Regions from separate parts of the Homo sapiens genome. Here region 1 is linked to region 2. Evidence: read pairs that join two places in POLR2A ChIA-PET (ENCODE). Cell type or tissue: GM12878. All regions are shown on one strand. Links, peaks and the distances in the headings refer to the core of each region. The heading gives the core; the rest is flanking DNA.

Region 1 (11,313 bases), core at 2,085-7,084, 130 kb before region 2:
ACAAAAATTAGCTGGGCATGGTGGTGTGTGCCTGTAGTCCCAGCTACCTGGGGGGCTGAGGTGAGAGGTTTGTAGGAACCGAGGAAGTTGAGGCTGCAGTGAGCCATGATTATTCCACTGCACTCCAGCCTGGGCGATAGAACAAGACCCTGTTTCCAAAAAAAAAAAAAAAAAAAAAAAACTGGGAGGCATTCAAAGCCAAATGACATTGAGAAACACGGTGTTCAAGAAAGTTAAACAGATTCCCTTATGGCAGGAATTCTCAGAACCTTTAATATGACAGTTACCTTGTAAATCACTAAAATACAAGGAAATTTGTGGTAGAAGTGCTTCCCAAGTTTACTTGGCCACAAAACTCCCTTTCTTTCCCTCCTAAACACTTGTCAGACTTGTTCTGGACTCTGAGAAACACACTTTGGAAAATGCTGTCATAATGTAGTCTTCCCTAGAGAAAATCTTTCTAACACCATTCCAATTCATTGTGCCTAGAGCAATATTAATAATGACTGAGTCACTGGCAGCAACTTCTTTAAGCTTTGTGCATCTTTATCTTTCTTAGACTTGAAAATAAATGCTTAATGCTAAACACATTTTCATATGTCTTTTTAATATCAGTAAAAAGATCAGATTTTTGTTAAAGTCTGAAATGTTCATGAAGGCAAATATGGAAGGGTAGAAACTGGTGGCAATTTCAAGTTGAATTAAAATGAGATGCAGAGTTTAGAGTCTCTTTCCTGTATTAGAGTAGGCAGCAGTGAGATTCTCTATTTAAATTGTGAAAGTTTCTTTAATGAGCATCAGAGAAGCGGCTTCATGTTTGGGGCACTGGAAGAGCCTTAGTTTTCTCCCCTAGTTGATGGGGCCGGGGGTGGTGGAGATTCCCTGATGATGGAGTGGCAAACTGTGCAGGTAAATTATTGGTCCCAGCTGACAATCAGTACTTGAGAAGGCTGAGGCAGCTTAGAAATAGGAAGTTAAAATATTCATGCCAAGCATCCAGCGTTTGTTTAATCAGGGCTAATGATTAGTTTCTTAATGAAATTTTACAAGCTCAGTTGAACACAGAAAACATTTGCTTCTCTAAAAGCAAACAGGTCTGTTTCTATTATAATCAGACATCTGAACCACAGAAGACCCCCAGCCCTTAGGAGTACAGAGGTGAATCTGTTCAGGAACTTCCGAGTTTTCTTTGAAGATGATAGTGGCCAAAGAGTGATGGGAGAAGGAAGCTGGCGATCAACAAGATTTGAAACTGCAGGATCTAATGCCACAGACCCTGACATAAACTTTGGGCAGTTGTGCTAAACACAGCAGCTCTCAAGTAGAGGGACAGATGATCAAAGGAGCTAATATAGTCAGTGGTTATGCTAGAATGTCTGTTTGGGAGGGCTTTGGAGTGACAGTCTAACTGGAACTACTTTTACATTTCTGGCAGGCTGTTCTTACTTAGGTTATATGAGAAAATTAAATAAAATGAAATTTAAAATTCAGTGAAACAGGAGAAGGAAGGATGATTAGGGAGAACAAAAGGGATTTTTAGATCAGTGAAACTATTCTGTATGATATTATAATGGTGGATGTAAGATATGCACTTGTCAAAACCCACAGACTGTACAACACCAAGACAGAATTCTCATGTAAACTATGGACTTTGGGTGATCGTCAAGTGTCGGTTTGTCATGATGATGTTCATCGATTGTAACAAATGTGCCACTCTTGGGTGGGATGTTAATAGCGGGAGGAAGCCAACCATGTGTAGGGGCAGGTGGTATAGGGGAAGTCTCTTAACTCTGCTTAATTTTGCTGTGAACCTAAAACTGCTATAAAAACTTTAAGCCTTCTTTTAGAAATTCAATTAAAAGGTTTCAAAAGATGTTTTAAGTCATATTTAGTATAAGATGGAGAAAACAATTGCCTAAGTCAAAAATTACTCCCATTATTATTACCATGTCCGTTATTTTTCTTCTTTTTTTTTTTTTTTTTTGAGATAATGTCTCACTCTTGTCTCCCAGGCTGGAGTGCAGTGGCATGATCTTGGCTCACTGCAACCTCCACCTCCCAGCGTCAAGTAATTCTCCTGCCTCAGCCTTCCAAATAGCTGGGATTACAGGTGCCCACCACCACACTCGACTAACTTTTGCATTTTTAGTAGAGAGGGGGGCTTCACCATATTGGCCAGGCTGGTCTAGAACTCCTGACCTCAAGTGATCCACCCAACTTGGCCTCCCAAAGTGTTGGGATTACAGGTGTGAGCCACCACGCCCGGCCCCATTATTATTCTTAATAGCTTGAAGAAAGTGGTTGATAAAGGTGGTAGGTAAGCTGAAAAGCTCTCCCGCCACCACCAAATCCCCCTACCCATGTACTTCCTGACACTGTTGAGTGTAGGAGTCTAGTGCTGTAAGAGCCCTGGCTACACCAGGAACGTGCAGTGATGGAACATTTCTACCTCTATTGCAGTACTGACGTTTCCTCTGTGATCTTGGCTTACATGTCTGTCTCACTCACCTGATTGTATGATCCAGCAGGGCAGGAACCCTGTCCTATTCATCTTATTTTGTTTGTTTGAGACAGAATCTCACTCTGTCGCCCAGGCTGGGGTGCAGTCACAACCTCCATCTCCCAAGGTCAAGCAATTCTTATGCCTCAGCCTCCCAAGTAACTGGGGTTACAGGTGCCCACGACCACACCCAGCTAATTTTTTGTATTTTTAGTAGAGACAGGGTTTCACCATGTTGCTTAGGCTGGTTTCACACTCCTCAGCTCAAGTGATCCGCCCACCTTGGCCTCCCAAACTGTTGGGATTACAGGCTTGAGCCACCACACCTGACCAACTGTCCTATTCATCTTATAGTCCCAACCCCTAGCACAGCACCAGGAACACGGTAGATGCTCAATAACTGTCTGCTGATTGAATAGAAGTGAAACAGCCAAGGTTAAATAGATAATTTAGCTGTCTGCCCTATATGTTTTAAAATTGTTTTTCCATACTCAAGTTTAATAAAGTTTGAGGAAATATGCTAACCAAATTTATTAGTTTGCATTAAAAAGACCTGTTTTGAAATTGTTAAATGGCTAAAGTCTGACTGTATCTTTAGAAACAAGATATTCATAGTACAGCCCCAACAATTTCTATAAGCAAAATGCAAAACAGGATCAATCATGTGATCTTTCTAGAAAAGTTTCACACTGAGCCCTAGACTACTAAGTCATTATTCAAAATTATGGGTGGTAAAATCTTCCTTAACTTTTTCAGTGACACCTACAATTATATCACAAAATATTCAAAACCCTTTCTAAATAAAACTTTGTCCTCTAGCAAGTATTCTTTTAATAGGAAGCTCACAAAGAGGATATTTAAATGTGTCCTAAAGAAAACCCAGGCACTGCAGTAATTCTGTACCTATATTTGAAGTCGAGTTGTCATGTTATAGCAAAAACAGACTTCCCTGACATTTAGAATCTTGTCAAAAGCCAAGTTCTGAATATTACTTTAGGGCACCTTGACACATTTGTTCTCTAGTTTCCCTGCTTGAGAGAAAAACTATCAAGGTTTTCTAATATGGGAGACCTATATATTGAAATGTATCATTTCTGAGGGAAATCTATTTTTAAGGTACCGAGAACAAAGTCAAAAGTCCTTGAAAAAGAGATTTTTATAATTAAATGGATTCAATGGTGCCAAGTAAAATTCATTCCCTAAAAATACAACTTACAGCCCGGGTGTGGTGGCTCACACCTGTAATCCAAACACTTTGGGAAGCCGAGGTGGGTGGATCACCTGAGGTCAGGAGTTCAAGACCAGCCTGGCCAACATGGTGAAACCCCATCTCTACTAACAATACAAAAATTAGCCGGGCATGGTAGCACATGTCTGTAATCTCAGCTACTCGGGAGGCTGAGGCAGGAGAATCACTTGAACTCAGGAGGCAGAGGTTGCAGTGAGCTGAGATTGCGCTACTGCACTCCAGCCTGGGTGACAGAGTGAGACTTAGTCTCAAAAATAAATAAATAAATAAACAAACAAACAACTTACAATGGTGTTATTTTTACAAACAGTACAGTCCTTATGAAAATTCTTACATGGTTCTCTTGCTATCCCATTTTTCTAAGGTATATGACTTAATAAGTTTTTAAATTTTTTTAATGGTGGTAAAATACACATAACATAAAATTTACCATCTTAATCATTTTTTCTAACTCATGTTTATTATTTGTACAATCGTTAGCACAGGTCAGAATCAGAGAGCCTAGGACAAAAGGAGGTTGATAGAGCCATGATTAAAAAGCTGTAACTAAGAATGGATCCACTGTGATAAAAGCCTACAAGGAATATCATAGGAATATGAAATATATGAAGTAAATGCTCATGTATCCACATAGATGAATCTGGAACATATAATGTTGAGTGAGAAAAAGCAAGTTACAGACCATACAAACTGTTCACATATGTAACGTTTTTAAAGATACACAACACTGTTTATTGTTCTAGCATTTATGTATATATGTGCACATAAAGGTATTGATAAAATTAGAGTATATAAAGACAAGGATAAAACTTCAGGACAGTGGTTCCCCCTGGGGAGAGAGGCGGGGAGGGAGGTGATGTGTCAGGGAGATTAAAAGAGGCTTCAGCTCTGTTCATGCGTTCCTAGCCAGTGCTGGCACCACTGTAGGTGCAGGTGACTCAACCATAAGCAAAGCCATGATGAGCTCATGGAGCTGAACAGTTAGTGGAGAAAGACAGAAGACAAACAAATAAATTCACTACATATGTCAGGTGGTGAGAAGTGCTAGGAAGGAGAAGTTAGAGGTTGATTAAGGGTTGCTATTTTACATGGGAAGATCAGGGGAGGTGTCCCAGATAAGGAGGCATTCATGCAAAAACATGAATGACACAAGGGTGTGAGTCTATGTTTACATATGGAACAAACCTTTAAGTCTATAAAATTTTATGATGGTTCTTTTAAAGTAAATATGGCAAAGTGTTAACATTTATTCTTAGTGGTGGGCTCTTGTTGTTTTTTGAAAGTTTGAAAATTTTCATAATAAAAAAAGATTTTTTTAAACGCACTGTCTATTACTGAAAGATGAGGAGGCAGGATGTCAGACATCTCTGGATCTTTTCCAAATGAAATATCTTGAGCCTGTGACTGGAGGTCCTATTTCTTTAAGTGTTCTTACATATTGGGACTTCCTGAGAAAAGCCGGTAATGGGCAATACTTCCCAACCATTAGGTTATGCATGCTTGTTTGCCTATCTGTCCATCTTTGCTTCCCAAATAAAACGCATGCCTGCTCAAACATGGAGTGTCCCCTGCTTGAAAGAGACAAGGTCAGAAGATGAAGAGTCAATCCTGCATGTGTGTTTTCAGTAGGAGAAAAGGCATATATGAAAAGCAAGTGAGGATGCAAGGTATAAATCAACATGAAGCACTGATGACAAAAGACAGATGCTGGAGGGAAAAACACACAGTGTCGGTACCACTGAGCTGAAGAGCCACCATTTAGTATGTACTAGTGTCACCCTTCTCCCTCCCTCCCCCAAAGAAAGGGACATGGTATCATGTTCTGTTCCCAGGTGCTCAAAGCAGAAAAAAGTTGCAGCAATGTGATTCCTTCAATGCTTTTTGGAGTTAACATAAATTGACCAAGAAAGTACACAATGAAGTATTCAGGGTGTCAGCTCTAGTGCTACATCTGTAAGAAGTATTTTAAAAATATTTGGTGAATGAATGAATGTAACTGAGGTTATTCATGACAGTATTACATAAATGATACATATTTCTGTACTCAGAGCATTTCCTAGGTCACAAAAGGCTATTACATACCATGGCAGAGACTGCTGTTTTACCCCAACATCTCTCTTGCTTTCATAATAGGAACCCTGATTTTTAGGTTCCTAAAAGTACATCACCACCTAATGCAGTTCCGGACAATATATAAGCAATTGTGTCCTTAGTGGAAGTGTCCTTAAAGAGGGAGGGCATACCCTTCTTCTGCCTTCTTCCTTCCCACTAGTTGGAATTTGGATGTGATGGCTGGGGCTCAAGTGGCCATTTTGAGCAAGGAGATAGAAGCCATCTACCAAGGATGGCAGCACAAAAGGAAACAAAGATTGGACTGTGACACCATGGAGTGTCATGCTAGTCCTGGACAGCCTATCTCTGGACTTGCACATGGGAAATAAATAAACTTCTATCTTATTCAAAACTTCGAAATTTTAGTAAACTACATGTCTACTTTACTGAAAACTACGGTTTTGCTGTTTTTGTTGTTTCTCTGTTGAATGCAGCCAAATCTTACCCTAACTGATATACATACATCATCTCATCTCCCTAACCACACCTTATAAAGTTTATTATGATGCCCACATTATAGAACTGAGGCCAGAGGAGGTTAATTGGCTTGCTCAAGGACCCATAGAACCCAAGACTTCTATCTTCAAGCCAAGCCCAGTGCTCTCTATACTCATAGTTGTATTTTGGTGTGACTGATATGGATTATTTACCAATAAATGAAATATATTAAGTGAGGACATAGCAGCTTGGCTGTAAAGGAATTATATCAGCAACTCTGGACATGAGCTTGTAGGAGTAGGGAAAACCAGAAAGAGGTTTAGAAAGGGGAACTGAGAGATTAGGAAAAGACAGCCTGTGTTACATGCAGAAAGACTTTAGAAAGTACAAAGTGAGAAACCCATTTATACTATCCTACACTGCCAGAAATAGCCTTCTGAGCAGACAGTTGGCAAGTGACCCGGGTATAACCAGCTATGCAACCTCCTGGTAAAAAATCTTACCTACCTCTCCAACCCCCTAGGCTTCTTACCCTAACTGAATACCATATACACATTTCAGGTCTTTTAAAGTCAGTGTTTCAAGGGTATAATAATAATAATAATAATACATCTACAAACTTACAGTTGGAAGGCCCTCTGGCTGTCATAATCATATAGTTATTTAACATTTGAAACCTAAAGCAATAGGTCCTTGGTAAAAATCAGGGCCGGCACAATTAGTTGATCTAAAATATACTTTATATCCTTTTCATTTAAACATGTCTTTTAAGAATAATCTGGGTATGTGGTTACCTCTGCCCATTCACTTTTGAAACGTAAGAGTTATTACTTTTCCAAAAAGCTTCTTAAAATTTTTCTGATTACGTTTTTTCATTGTAAAAGAAATTGGAAAGTAAAAGGTATCTGAAAAGTTTTAATTGATTTTTAGCTTGAGCAAAACTAATAATCCATTTTCCATAATTTATTATATAAAATGTGATGATGGTAGAAGAAAGAAAAGAATTCTACTAAGATGGCAACAGGTCCCACCAACACCACTTCCTCAGGGTCCAGCTAATCCCATGAGAAGAGCCCTTGCAATATGTAAAAGATGGGAGCGCCATTATGCTTGTCACCGTGAGTAGTAAGTACCACGCCACTGAAATGTGCTCTACACTTATTCAAACTGACAAATACAATGAACACATTTTAAAAGTCAAATCTTTATAGTAAAGCAATTTGGGAAGCTAGTTTGCTTTCTCGTGAGTTTGTGTGTGTGTTTGTGTGTGTGTGTGTATATATTTATATAAATTTTTTACCATTTCTAAATATAATACATGGTCAGTGTAAAAAAACTTTAATAATACATAAAGAAATAAAGAAAAAGGCAAAAATCCCACCACCAAGATTCAGCTATAATTAATGTTTTGGAGAATATTCTTCTAGATTTCTTCTTCTATACCCACAAATACACATGATATCTGCTGTTTAACAACTGTTTCACTCAAAAATATATCTTGAAGAGCTTACCTTTCAATATGTAATAAATACATATGCAGATAAATACAAAGCACACTTTTTAAAGATAACATGATACAACCTCATGTGGATGTTCTGCAATAAATTTAAGAAATAACCTATTGGTTGTTTGCAATTTCTGGTTATTATAAACCAGATAGCAACAAACATCTTTTTGTATATATAGTTAACCAATTATTTCTCTTAGGGTGAATCCCCCACAGTTAGAATGTTGATGCATACTGCCAAACTGCCCTCCAAAGGGTAGTACAAATTACTCTCCCCAAAAAGGCATCAGAGTGGTTGGGATTTGATTTTCATCTTTGCCAACTGGAGGGTCAAGAATGACACCACGCTGAGCACAGTGGCTCACACCTATAATTCCAGCACTTTCTTTGGGAGGCCAAAACAGGAGGATAACTTGAGGCCAGAAGTTTGAGACGAGCCTGGGCAACACAGCGAGAACTTGTCTCTACAAAAAGTTAAAAAATTAGCAGGGCATGGTGGCACACTCCTGTAGTCCCAGCTACTTGGGAAGCTGAGGCAGGAGGACTGCTTGAGACCAGGAGTTCAAGGCTGCAGTGAGCTATGGTCATGCCACTGCACTCCAGCCTGGGAAACAGAGTGAAACCCTGTCTCTAAAAAAAAAAAATTTTAACTAAAAAAAAAGAATGACAGTATATCATTGTTTTATTTGAATCCTTAGATGCCATGTGAGGTTGAGAAAAAGATAAATAACCAAATAAAGAAATGGGCAAAGGACATGCAGAGGCCACTCACCAAAGAAAAAATGCAAATAGCCAAAAAATATATTAGATGTTTACTTGATTGACAAAGGTAACCACCTTTTCCATTATTTTTATCTTTTCTATTATGCTTAGAAAGTCCTTCCCCATACCAAGATTGCAGAAATATTTTCCCCTTTTTGTATTCCGCTGTTTTCATCTTTTTATTTTCTACATCTTGAATTTACCTTGGTATAAGAAATTAGGTAAGGATTCAGCTTTACATATTTACATCTATCTAGCAGTTGTCTCAATGCCATTTATTAAATAATCCATTCCAGCCCCAGTGATTTAAAATGCTTCCTTTGGCTGAGTGCAGTGGCTCACGCCTGTAATCCCAAAACTTTGGGAGGCTGAGGCAGGAGGATCACTTGAGCCCAGGAGTTTGAGGCTGCAGTGAGCTATAACCACACCACCGCACTCCAATCTGAGTGACAGAGAGAGACCCTGACTCTTAAAAAAAAAATGCATCCTTTATCCTATACCAAATGTCCATATATAGTTGCTTCTAATCCTGGACTTTCTAGTCTGTTCTACTACTTTGTCTATTCCTGTGCCATTAACATACTGTTTTGATTGCTATCGTTTTGTAATTTGTTTTAATATATTTTATGAAACCCTCCCCTCATCAGTTTTCTTTTTCAAGAGTTTCCTAGCTAGTCTCACATGTTTATTCTTCTAGATAAAGTTTAGAATTATTTTGTCAAGTTTCCCCACTCAACTCCTACCACCAAATCGCCCTGAATTTATACATTAATTTCAAACAATTACCATCTTAAGTATTGTCTTCTTTCTACCTAATAATGTGCCTTATTTATTCACAATTACATCCTCTGTCCAAATGCGTATCTAATATGAAGAAAGGGCCATATCCTTTATGTTTACATGCTCAAACTACTTACAAAGTACATTTTTAATTCTTATATTTTTCTTTGTACTACAAAAATGTCCAGTAATTGCAAAATAATACTAATGCCATACACTTGAAATGTTTCTCCATAGCTCCAAAACATCCATCTCTAGTATGTGAGGGTACAAATCATATACCATTATAAGATTTGTCTCTCTTTTGGAGGCTGGGTGTCTGGCCTCCATGTCCAGTGCTGGAGAGCTCAGGCCTCAAGCTGCTGAGCATCCTCCATAGGATAATTAGTGATGATGCAAACCAGACCTGCCTTTGCACATTTTAAATGGCCGTGAAGCCACATCTTTGAAGCCTGCTCAGTGCTGCCTGGAGTTCATAAATCATTCTTTACAGGGTATAGGTCAGGGCTTCCAAACTACAGCCCCACATCCTGGGCAGGGGTCCAACAAGGGGGGCGTGGATGAGAGTGGATGGGGAGTGTGACAATATTGTCAGGCATGTGCTGAGAGATGGGCACCTACCCTCAAGACAAAAAGCACCATTCTCAGATCTGTGAAAAAACCATCAGCTTTCCTCCACCTCCCCCACCCCGGCCCCTAATCAGCGAGCCAGAAACAGTGTCAACGTTTAAAGTGCAGGCCACTGCTCTTCCCAGAACACTGGGGCCCTTGGCTTCGCAACCATGGCATTTACTTTCCAGATGCATGTGGCCAGAGAAACCTTCATCACTGAATATTTGCTGATCTCATCCACAGTTAGCAAAACGGTGACCTGCAGGCCGGATTTGGCCCACGGATGTGTTTTCTTTGGCCTGCACATTGTTAGGTCATCTTTTGGAACCGACATTTAACAATTTAGAGATTTCCTGTATTTTCTCTTAAAAGTCTGAAAAGCCTGGGCCACACTGCACCTGCATTCCTGCAGGGTGCTTGATGAGAGCTGAGCCATTCATCACTCGTGATCACTGTGCACTTCTATCATTTATGGGACCTGAGTGTGCCACCGCCATTCCCTGCAGCCTCCTTACTCCCAGTGGTTTCTGATTCAGGTCTTGTTTAGAAGGTGCCCAAGTCTCTAAGCCGGCAAAACATCTCAGTCCTTCATCTTCATATCAAATTATTTATTAAAAAGAAAAAAAATCAAGTAGGATATATGTAGGTGAGAAAAATACATAAAAATCTAGAAGTTTAAAAAGCTGGGCTACATAGTTTGTATTTCTAATGTTTAAGAGTCTTAGACATAATATAATCAAGCAGAGAAAAACTTAGAGAAAAACTTAAAGAAGATATTAAATTGATCATCCCAAGTTCTTTGAGTGGAGCCATATTGAGTCCTTCTGGGTGGATTTTTAAAATATACTCTATTTTAAAAGAAATAGTGCAACACTTCAACATACACATACACATGCATACATATTACAAGCTTGCTATTGTAAATGTGCCTTATTTCTTTGAAAAGTCCCCTCATCATATAGTGTCTATTTTTTTTCTCACTTGGCTCTTGAGATTCAATAATTAATCCATCTGAATTAATTCCTGTAGTCAAGAATGGCAGCTGTAATAGGTTTCTCTCTTGTTTACTATACATTCCTTAGCAACATAAGCTTAGCTTGCACCTCCAGATTTATTCCATTGTATTCACAAAGCATCCCATTTTGGAACTGGAGAGAGTAAGCAAAATACACCAATCTACTTGGGTCAAATCCTATTAGAGCAAATAATAAGTGTTAACAGCTTTACAAAAAAAATTTTTTATAAAGTAGATGGATTAAAATGATCAACTTGGGGACAATTCAACTGAAAAAAGGATATTTTTGAAACTACTGAAAACAAAATAAAATGGAGGATGCACTGGATATTAAATGA
Region 2 (11,313 bases), core at 5,926-10,925:
CCTGACTTTTTAATGATCGCCATTCTAACTGGCATGAGATGGTGTCTCATTGTGGTTTTGATTTGCATTTATCTGATGACCAGTGATGATGTTGCTCATGTATTTTTTAAGTGAAGGTGGGACACTCAAATCACAATAGTGTTTAAATTCCATTCAACACATTTTAAACAGTGATATAATGTTTCCATTTTAAAAGTCAACATTTGTATTATGCCAGGAATTACATCCTTTGTATCTTTCCAACTTTGTGATGAAAAACTTTAGATGTCAACCCCCCAAAAAATGTGCAAGGGAATACATAGCGTATAAAAATCTTTTGGTGGTAGGGGTTGGGGATAAAAAATGTTGCCATGAGCTACTTGTAAGCATCAGTAGATGGCCCAGCATGGCCATCCTCTCAGTCCACCCAGGATCGGTGATGGAAATCACACTCTGCCTCCTTTGGGCCCTACTTAGCAAGATGCTTTAAACCAAGAGTGCACATTAACAGTGACTTCCTGTGCAAGTCTTTAAAGAGCTGTCCCAGTTAAAGCCTGTCCAAAATCTCCACAGTACAAAAAAATGGTGAGTAAAACATTTCTTCCCATACTGTTTCCTTGACTGGAGAAGTTGTCCCAGATCTGTTCATGTCATGACACACTAAGCCATCAGCCACACATTCTTGACTATACATATTTATCAAGACACCAAGAAGAAAAAATCCACCAAACAAATATTAGCAATATTTTATATCACCAATCTTTTTACTAGGGTTATTTACATAACCAAAAATTAATCACTTCCTGTCCTTCCTCTGTTCATGGTAAAGATCCCAAGAGGAGAAAAAGAAGGTAGATAAAGTAGATAAAAGAAGGGAAGGATGGTGAAGGAAAAAACACAGCAGCAGAGACTGGCACTACATCATTCACTTATTCAATAGTCACTGCTAATCTACTACTACTGAGTTAACCAGAGTCTTAGATACTAAAAAGTTGGGGTACAAACATTTTCCCCCAGAAGTGAAGAGAAATTCAGTGGCTTAGCTCCAACCTTCCCAAGACACACACTAATCAAGGGGCTAAAAATGGACTGAAACCAGAAGTGAGAGCCTCAATGAAGAAACTTTCCCCACTCCATGTAAGCAGGAAAATGAAAGAGTTCATTAAACATATCTGCATTTACACACATCTAAAGATTAGGCAGTGCTGTGACAAATGTTCCCTTCAGATGGCCAATCTTAAATACATCTCACAAAATTCTAAAAAAAGAAAACAAAGCATATTAGAGAGGAATTTTGGGGATGAGGGCATGGGAAAGCCTTAGTATTTCAGGATTATTACCAGTCACAAGTGTTTTCAAATAAGAATGAAGTTCCACGGTCTTCTGTGTATCACAAAGATCTTTACCCACAGGGGAACGATGAGGCAATATCCTTATGGCCTTGCACACAATGGGCTCCTTCTTCTAGACCAGCTTAGAAGTGGGTGATACATTCTAATCTGGATAATGCAGATGATACGATACTAGAACCACATGATAATTACCCAGGCGGCAGCCTTCAGCATTCTATCACAGGGTGTTTATACAGCATTTTAGGCTGTATCCTAAATATAACTGCAGAAATGACACGTGATTTTATAAGTGCTGTTTAAGAACAGGATAGGCAAATGAAATGCACCTCAGACTGAGCCAGAAAAAATAAGAGCTCTACCTCCACTAACAATCAACAAGCAAAGTAACAGCCACTGGCCTCGGTTTCTCCCTATGAAAAATGGGGATTCTAATGCTCATCTCCTGTCTTCACCAGACAATTTATAATATTGTTCAGAAAATGCTGGAGGTCCCAGACAGCTTAGGTACTCGGTCACTGTCCATGTTTTCTAAAGTTGTACACTACATTAATTTCTTTACAAATCTTTTAAACAAGTTTCTTTAGTCTTAATTCTCTCTGAAGGATAGAGAAAAGGAGGTCAGTCAACACGTGTCATCTTTCATATAGAAGTTAGTTTCACTTCTGAGAAAAGTGAACCTTTATATGAAAGATGACATGTTGACTGACCTCCTTTCTGGCCTCGCTAACCAGTTCAAGGTGCCCATCTTCATCCAAGATCAAACAGAACTCCAGGCCTAGGAGGAGTTTCATAATAACTCAAATGACTCTGGAAGTACAAGAGCAAGAGTCAGATGCTCTTTATAATTCTAATGAAATGAACACTGGAAACCACACACACACATATTTTCATTCTCTCTCTGTCTCTCTGCACCACCCCTCCGCCCCAACACACACACAAACTTATAACCCACACAGAAATTACCAGACTTAGCTTCAGAGAGAACCTTCTAGAATAATGAGCAACATTAGATTAGTAGACAGCTTTAAGATTTATTTTTAATTGTATAATTTCCATTTGTAATACTTGACCTTTAAACTGTGTTTGCTTAAAATTAGCCTCCTACAAAATTAAGGCTATTTCCATCCCCATATTAATCTAGAGTCTCTACTTGGGGAATAGAAAATATTAAGATTTCTGTTTTGCTCTCATATATAAGAAGTAAAGATCTCTCTTCCCCCATCTTGGCTCTTTGAGTGCATCAAAAGTACATATTAACTGTTTCTGAGTCCACATCTGGAGTTTAAAAATCCTATAGAAAAGGCAAGTGATTTAAAATATAAACATATGGCTTCCTTCTCTACAGTGATTCCTAGGCAGAGGGAAAAAAAAGTTGAGTACAAACAAAACTATTGTTTTAAGGAGGATTGTTTCTAATTGAAAGCATACCAAAAAAGCTAACTAAGCTTCTACTTTCTCCTGGAGAAAATAATAAAAGCAAGAATTCCCACCTCAATCTAATTAAATCTAGATCAAAGTGCAACTTAGGTAACACTAGGACTGTAAGAGTGTAGCACTCGATTTCTGAAGAGGATGGCCCCAAGTCTGCCCTTGAGTTAGAGCAAGAGGTTGGCAAATTTTTTCCTGTAAAAGGCCAGATAATAAATATTTTCAGCTTTGCTGACCCTATAGTCTTTGCCACAACTACTCAACTCTGCTGTTGTAGCGCCCATAGACAAGACGTAAACAAATAATACAACTTTATTTATGGACAAAGAAATTAGAATTTTGTTTAATTTTTATGTGTTGCAAAGTATTATCCTTTTGATCCTTTTCAATCACTTAATATAAAAACTATCCTTGGCTCACGGGCCATTTAAAGCAGGCAGCAGGCCATATGTGTCCTGTGGATAGTAGTCTGCAACCCCTGGGTTAAAACTATAGAAGACTGGAGCAGCTGCAAGAATAAACTCTAAAACAATGTCCTCATTTCTTAAAGAAAACTGAGGCCCAAGGAGGTATAATGACTGGCCAGGATCTCACAGCCAATTCATGGCAGGAATGGAGTTAAGAAAAATACTATTCAGCCTCTGGAAGAGCTGGTTGAAAAGGTAAAAGCAAGGCTGGGCACGGTGGTTTGCTCTTTCCTATAATCCCAGCACTTTGGGAGGCTGAGGTGGGCAGATCCCTTGAGTTCAGGAGTTCAAGACCAGACTGGGCAACATGGTGAAACCCTGTCCCTACAAAAAGTGAGCCAGGTGGCATGGAGGTACATGCCTGTAGTCCCAGCTACTCAGGAGGCTGAAGCGGGAGGATCACCTGAGCCCAGGAGGTCGAGCTATGATGGCACCACTGCACTCCAGCCTAGGTGGCAGATTGAGACCCTGTCTCAAAAAAATAAAAAAGAAAAGAAGAAGAAATAAAAAGAAAAGGTAAAGCAGTAATGAAGAAATGTCCTGCTTGAGTTCAACTCACCAGGACAGGCAGTGGGGTGCTTAAAACCAGAGTTGTTGCAGGAACCTAGTCACTAGTCATAGAAGCTCCTAATACCTGACTTCCCACTGTGTAAAATAATTTGTTACCTGCCTGTCACCTACACTCATTCTGAAGGTCCTATATCAGCCACTAGGACCTTTTGAGGGGCCAAATTACCTGTCAGCCTGATTCTTTTCAGCCTTCTGAGTGACACAGCTCTGGTTGTTTCTTTTGCAGTGTAAGTAACAACCTCCACTTTTGTTAGTCCAATCCTAGAACTCCCAAGATATAAGTGTCAATGTGGCTGAACAGCAAGGATCAATGTCAATTATTTCAAAGAACAAAGGACAGCAGGTGACCAATTAAGCTTAAAGTTCAACAGCATCTCCAACACTCACCTAAGAAACTAACAGTCAATCTCCTTCCCGCTCCTAATTCCTTCCCTCTAAAAGAATAAATAAATAAGTTTCTTAATGGTTTTCTCTTATTTTTCCTTATTCCACCTTTTCTTATACCAATTCTCATTTTCATTTCCTGTGACCCTTTTTACTTTGCCCTACATCTCAACCAAGAATCACCTCAAATTGAAATGCTTTGTTAGAATTAAGATACATACACATATCCAATGATGTTTAAATTATCTGCTCTTTAAGTAGCATTCTATAGTTTTAAAAGGGAAAAAACCCCAAATTAAAGTAACTTTTTACAATGTATCTTTCATCTAACTTTTTAAGTCACATTTTATCAGAGAAGTTTGTTTTCTACCGTTATAAATTAATTCGAGACTTGAAATTTTACACCAATGTTTTTTAGACATTCTGCTGTGATGATTTTTTATGAAGATTACTCTATCAACTTTTGTTTTTACACACTTCCTCAAAAAGACACAGTTTTATATTTCTGTGAAGAGGAAGTGGCATTCTTATAAGTAATTTTCAAAGTTCTTTTTGACAACTTAAATAAAAAATGACTGCAAACTCCTGAGAATCTTTTCAACACAAATTGATCCTCCTAGATCTATCTAAACATAAGATTCTTTGGTCAAATAAACTAAGTCAATTGATTTGATAAAACCAAAATGAAAGAAAAATGTAATTCCTAAAGCTGTAGGAACCAAACACTACAATTCATACCGAAGTATGGAAATTCCATACAAAAATAAAACAAACAAACTCTTTCTACCAATGTTGTTTAAGTGAGAGAGAGAAAGAAGACTAGTTAAAAGGTCATAAATATAAAACAAAAACAAACTCAAATCATATTTTCATAGAGCTGAAATTGACCTGAGAAAACTGGTCTCTTTAATGTGACAAATGAGGAACCAGCCCAAGATTCAGAGACTATTTATTATAGAGTGCCAACCAAGGACCACCTGCTATACAAAGACTTTTCCCACTTGATTATCACAACTTCCCCGTAAAGCAAGTATTATTTTACCCATCTTACAGTCAAGGAAAGTTGTGTCACAGGAAGATGGACACAGCTTGTTAGGAGTAGCGCTGTGCACATAGCCCAGGTCTCCAGACATCAACTTTAGTATTCTAAATATACAACTCACACGGAGCATTTTTGGAAATTGTTCGGTTAGATGCCACAATATTTTAAAATATTATACATAAAATACAGTACCCTGAAACCTTGATAGAAGACTCCTTGCTACAAAGCAGAGCTACTTAAAAAGATTGTTTCTTCTTGGCTGCTACGAAAAGGAGCATTAGCAACTAAACATTGCACTCATCTCATGAGCCCCAAGACCTAATTATACTAAGGCTCCAAAGTACAAAACCCTTAGTCACATGGCTTCTAAATTACTCATGACAGTATCATTTACTCAAGTCACAGCTGGCCACTTCTTATGCTTATGGTCTATTCTTAAATCTGGACTCCGTTAAGAAGGATATAGAAAGATTTTTACACTTGTAGAAATAAAGGAAGATATTTCAGCATGTCTGAAGCAATGGTGAAACCACTCAAGGCAACAACAAACACCTACTTCCTGTTCAGGTAAGAAGAGAGGCATGGCAGCCAGGCCCATTAGAATTGAGACCTTGTAACTGTTTGCTGCCTTTAAGAACTACACGGTATAATTAAAAGCATAGTTTAAAAGTCAATGTAAGAAAGCGATTTTTGGCAACTCTAGTATCTAAATTCCCTTCCAAATATCTTACACTGGACAAGCCAAATCCAGGTCTTCCTAAAAGCACACAAGATGGGATTCTAAGACCAATGCTCAAGTATTTGACTCAAGTTATGGAGCCACTTAAACTAAGTCAATAGATGTGTGGACCACACAACTAGCTCAGAAGCATATTTCCTTGGGCAGCAAAACCAGAAAAATCATGTGCTTTTATGGACAAACAGAAAGGATTCTAACAACTTTACTGAAGGCATTCTATCAAGCGAGAGTGGAGGCCTTAAGAGGGGCACAAAGGTGGCAGGAAGAAGTAAAAAGAAAAATAGTTTCCAAAAAGAATGTATCACTTAAATAGGTGCCCTGAGAAAATGCTAAAGTAGGCCAAGCATGGTGGCTCATGCCTGTAATCTCAGCACTTTGGAAAGCCAAGCAGATCACTTGATTCCAGGAGTTCGAGACCAGCCTGGGCAACATGGTGAAACTCATCTCTACTAAAAATACAAAAACTAGCCAGGTGTAGTGGCACGCACCTGTAGTCCCAGGTACTCAGGAGGCTGAGGTGGGAGACTCAACTGAGCCCCGGAAGTCAAGGCTGCAGTGAGCTGTGATCGCACCATTACACTCTAGCATGGGTGACAGAGTGAGATCCTGTTTCAAAAAAAAAAAAGAAAGAGAGAGAAAATGCTAGAGTTTTATAGTTTCTAGTTTTGTAAAAGGACTCTCTTTTTAAACATAACCACAATATCCTATTCACACTTTAAATCATCAAATATCCAGTCAGTATTCAAATTTCCCCAATTATCTCAAAGAAGTGTGCTTTTTTAAGTTTGTTTAAATCAGAATCCAAATCTATTCACTGCAACTAGTCTGAATGTATCTTAATTCTCTTTTAATTTATGGATTTATATTTCCTCTCCATCTTTTTTTTTTCCTCTTACAATTGATTTTTTAAATAAATGAGGTCTGTTTTTTCTGTAGGCATCCCATAGTCTGGATTTTGTAATTTCTTATTTAACAAATATGTATAAGATTAAAAACAAGTCATCTCTAGATCCGGCAATCCCACTCCTGGGTATCTACCCAGAGGAAAAGAAGTCATAAGAAAAAGGTACTTGCACATGCATGTTTACAGCAGCACAATTCACAATTGCAAAAATATGGAACCAGCTCAAATGCCCATCAATCAATGAGTGGATAAAGAAAGTGTGGTAGATACATACCATGGAATACTACTCAGCCATAAAAAGGAATGAAATAATGGCATTTGCAGCAACCTGGATGGAATTGGAGACGATTATTCTAACTGAAATAACTCAGAAATGGAAAAACAAACATCATATGTTCTCACTCATTAGTAGGAGCTAAGCTATGAAGACACGAAGGCATAAGAATGATATAATGAGCTTTGGGGAATCAGGGAAATGGTGAGAAAGGAGTGAGGGATAAAAGACTACACATTGGGTACAGTTCTTTAGTGGTGACAGGTGCACCAAAATCTCAGAAATCACCACTAAAGAACTTATTCATGTAATCAAACACCACCCATTCCCCAAAAACCTATGGAAATAATTTTTTAAGAAGGAAAAAAAAGTCATCTTTAAACATACTACATTATTCCATCAATGGCCTACATCACCAAACCATCTAGATCCTTTCAATGAAGTCCTTGCTACTCCAAAATACATGTTTGTTCACAAAATGTTGCCATGGTACCTCATGCAACATTCTATCCAAGCCAGGGGTATCATGGACACAGAAGGGCCCATAAGGCAACACCTTACTTTAATGCTTCAATACTTTTTGGAACAAAGTAAATACAAATTAATTTGTAAAAAGTCATGTGCAACAAATGGAAACAATGAGTTTTGCTTAGGCACAAATTCATCAATTCAAGTTTTCAGGCAGAGGGCATGTAGTACCTATCAAAGAACTCAACTGAGAAAAATGTGTTAATATGCAAACACCTCTCCTATCCAGTTTGCAAATTGGATATTTCCTTACCTCTTCTTCCTACCTAACATGAACCCTATGACTCAGTAAATTTAGTCACCAGGTTACCTGAAAGGGACACAACACGTCACTCACCTGGGTTCTACCCACATCTGCTGCCTGAATCATTCCCTTCCTCAAGTACCGCTTAGACTCCCTCCAGCTCCCTTCTTAATGACTTTGCCCATCTCTGGACTCCTGAAGTCCCTAATCAATACCCCTAAGCATAGTCTAAACCTGCACTATATGTGGATTGATAACTGTTTCATATGCCACATGAACTCAATAAACTTTAAAGAGGGCCTTTCATGTGCAAGGCATTCAGTATCATCTAACTAGACTGTGAGCTCCATGGGGAAAAAGGCCTCTTGTGATACTGCACCTATTTCAAGAATCCTAATGTGTGATGGCTAAGAATGTGCACCTTGGAGTTGAGCTTGCCCAGATGTGACTCCCAGAGTCATGCGACCCTGAAAAAAATTACTCGACCTCTCAGTTTTCATTTTCCTTTTTTTTTTTTTTTTTTTTTTGAGACAGAGTTTCACTCTTGTCGCCCAGGCTGGAGTGCAATGGCACAATCTCGGCTCACTGCAACCTCGTCCTCCCAGGTTCAAGCAATTCTCCTGCCTCAGCCTCCCAAGTAGCTGGGATTACAAGTGCTTGCCACCACACCTGACTAATTTTTGTATTTTTAGTAGAAATGGGGTTTCACCATCTCTAGCCATCTCTGGCCATCTCTCTGGCCAGGCTGGTCTCGAACTCCTGACCTCAGGTGAGCCATCTTCCTCGGCCTTCCAAAGTGCTGGGATTACAGGCATGAGCCACCGCACCCGGCTTCATTTTCCTCATCTTTAAAATGAAATGATGATAGCCATCCTCTCATAAAAATATTAGGATTAAATCACGTAAAGCATGATTCTTGTCTTGTCTCCTTGTTCCCAATTCTTTCTGTCTGGTTTCTATTTTATTGTGCCTGTTCTTACCTGTCCTTCCCTTTTGTGGAGAAGGGGAGAGCAGAGAGCCCCAGCAGAGCTATGCTGTATCATTGCTATGTAGATGGAGCTCATTAAACACCCCTCGATTGCTTGAATACATGGGAGATCCACTCTTAGAACATTTAGGGACAATATTTCCTGTCCCCTCATGTCACCTTGATACTTCCCCTGAAAAGAAATGGAACTGAGAATTACCTACGACTGAGAATTACCTACAGTGCTAACCATCCTCACAACCAAAAGCACAGTTTAAAAAGAGGGAAAATATAACCAGAAAATAGGACAATATGTGATCTTTTATCTTTTCATAGGGCAGAAAACTTTCTCTTAATTTTGTTTGAATGGAAATTTGACATCCCAGTGTAAAATGAAAGCTGTTTATAGAAGTGTTTCTCTTTTCTTTGTTTGAGTACTTCATGAGTAAAAAACATTTGAACATGTACATATACAGATACATATACATATTTATATTCAATCACTTAACAAATATTTATTGAGCATTTACTATGCACCTTACCCTGTTTTAAGTGCTAAAGACACAGCAGTGAATGAACCAAACTAACAAAATAATCTTTGTCCTGTTATCTATATCTTAGCCACATGTAAGTTTTGGTTTTTAAAATGGGGGGAGTCAAATATATGGTATGAGGGATTTACACTGTGGAGGAAAATAAAGAAAGGCAGACAGGAAATGTGGAGTGGGCATTTTAAATAGTGTGGTCAGAAAGGGACTCACTGAGAAGGTAACATCTGAGGAAAGACCCGAAAGAGGTAAAGGTGAGCCATGCAGATATCTAGGGAGGAGCTGCACAGGGAGCAGGAACAGCAAGGGTCCCGAGGCAGGAGCGCAGCTGGTGTGTTCACTAAATAGGAGGAGGCCAGTGGGGCTGGAGCCAAGGAGCCAGGAAGAGGTGGACAGCAGACAAGGCTGGACAGTTGAGTGGATGAGCTGAGTGCAGAGGTCACTCTAATGACCTTAGCTTTCACCTGGGTGAAACTGGAAGTTTTTGAGCAGGAGTGACAAGTTCTGAGTTCCATCACTCTGAGAGCTACGTTGAGAGTAGAGTGCAGGGGCCAAGGTCAGACGGAAGGAGACCAGTCAGAGGCTGCTGTTATAACCCAAGTGGTGATTTGGCCAGGTGGCAGCCAGTGAAAAATACAGCCAAAAAGATGACACAGTACTAGCAAATAAGATGTACTAAAACTACATAAAAATTAAAAGTTTAAAAGAATGATTTAAAGAAATATGAATTCCAATATTCTCTTTCCCAAACTCCAACTCAATAAAGTATTGTGTTCATCCTTGGGGTGTAGGCCACACCTACTTTTGGAGGCCATTGTTTCACAATAATTGGTTGGTTGATTTGTCCCGGCTGACCTGAATGTCTGCCTGGCTTTCTGTCTTTAGACTTCTCTTATGCTCACTTTCCTTTTTCCTGATCTTGCCAGTCTTAGACACCAAAACAAGTCTCCTCCACAGAGACTAACCATACAGAGGCTGGTGATTACATGTAGGAATTTTCTTCCTTTCTTGAGAAAGTCTGTGGTCACCATGTCAACTGCACCCAACTCTGGGCCAACCCTTCAGAAATAAACTTGTTAGATGCACATGTTATTTGGGTTCAATAAAATAGGATTTTGCCTGGGAGGACCCAAGGTATTTGCTAAAGCAACACCTCTGAAGAAGGCTAAGGTGGGCCCCAGCTCACAAGAGACAAGCATGGCCTTTGTAAGGATTGCTCCCTTTATCCTGTAAGAAGTTCAAGAGGATTCTCAAAGAACCACACTGAGAACAGCCCCAGGGGTTCTGTGTCCCCACAGCCAGGCTCCTGGAGATGCCAGAAGACAAACTTCTTGGAGAAAGGACTCCTCACCCTTAGACAAAACTCAGGATGTGTTTACCAAACCTGGGAAACTTTAAAGCTGCCACAAACACACTTGGGAGAAAATCAGAAGTTCATAAAAGGCAGATACTTTTTGAACTGAGATTCCACAAGATGAGAAAAGACTGACATTGAAATATGTGAGGAGCTATCTTAGAATGTTAGAGCTTGGAAGAATTTAGAGAATTTTCTACCTGTTCCCATTTTGACAGACAAAGAAACGAAGGCCAGGACTTACCCCAAACCATACAACAGTTAGAAGAACCATGAGTAGAATCCACGTCTTCTGATTCCCAATCTAGTGTTATTTTTAAAACAAACTAAAGCAAAACAAAATTTTTTAAATAAAAAAAGCAAAACTTTTAGAGACAGGTTAGAATTGTAATTAATTTCCATGTCTAGGCTCAAACAGATGTTTCCACAAGTCTCCCTAATTTTACTAAAAGCTCTGAAAGCTTTCTTAGGGGAAAATGGTCTTCTGGTATAAAAGATATCCTAGAAAGCTATGCTTGGATGCTTAAGACTCC

The links. Peaks named below come from ENCODE experiments on the same cell type or tissue, not always from the same donor. Only the 100,000 strongest peaks of a DNase experiment are listed, where the experiment ranks them.
Region 1: POLR2A ChIA-PET joins it to region 2 with 7 read pairs; 5 of 35 experiments call an interaction of 5 or more read pairs at or near these places.

Annotation. Positions count from the first base shown.
Region 1 is chr2:197,170,034-197,181,346 of GRCh38, forward strand. All of the region lies in intron 2 of ANKRD44 (ankyrin repeat domain 44), which reads right to left. Among named protein-coding and RNA genes, the nearest start is that of ANKRD44-AS1, 22 kb to the right of the region's middle. In GM12878, for the core only: no CTCF peak of the experiment used is centred there; no DNase peak of the experiment used is centred there.
Region 2 is chr2:197,292,343-197,303,655 of GRCh38, forward strand. The region is part of intron 1 of ANKRD44 (ankyrin repeat domain 44); the gene reads right to left. ANKRD44-IT1 (ANKRD44 intronic transcript 1) reads right to left here and starts at 10,177. Exons shown (of 6, transcript NR_046837.1): 1 at 9,891-10,177; 2 at 8,621-9,071; 3 at 7,140-7,193; 4 at 4,184-4,230; 5 at 3,963-4,057. RefSeq lists enhancers at 5,078-5,127, 5,438-5,497, 9,585-9,874 and a silencer at 6,388-6,437. In GM12878, for the core only: no CTCF peak of the experiment used is centred there; no DNase peak of the experiment used is centred there; H3K4me3 peaks cover 1,826 bases; H3K27ac peaks cover 4,050 bases.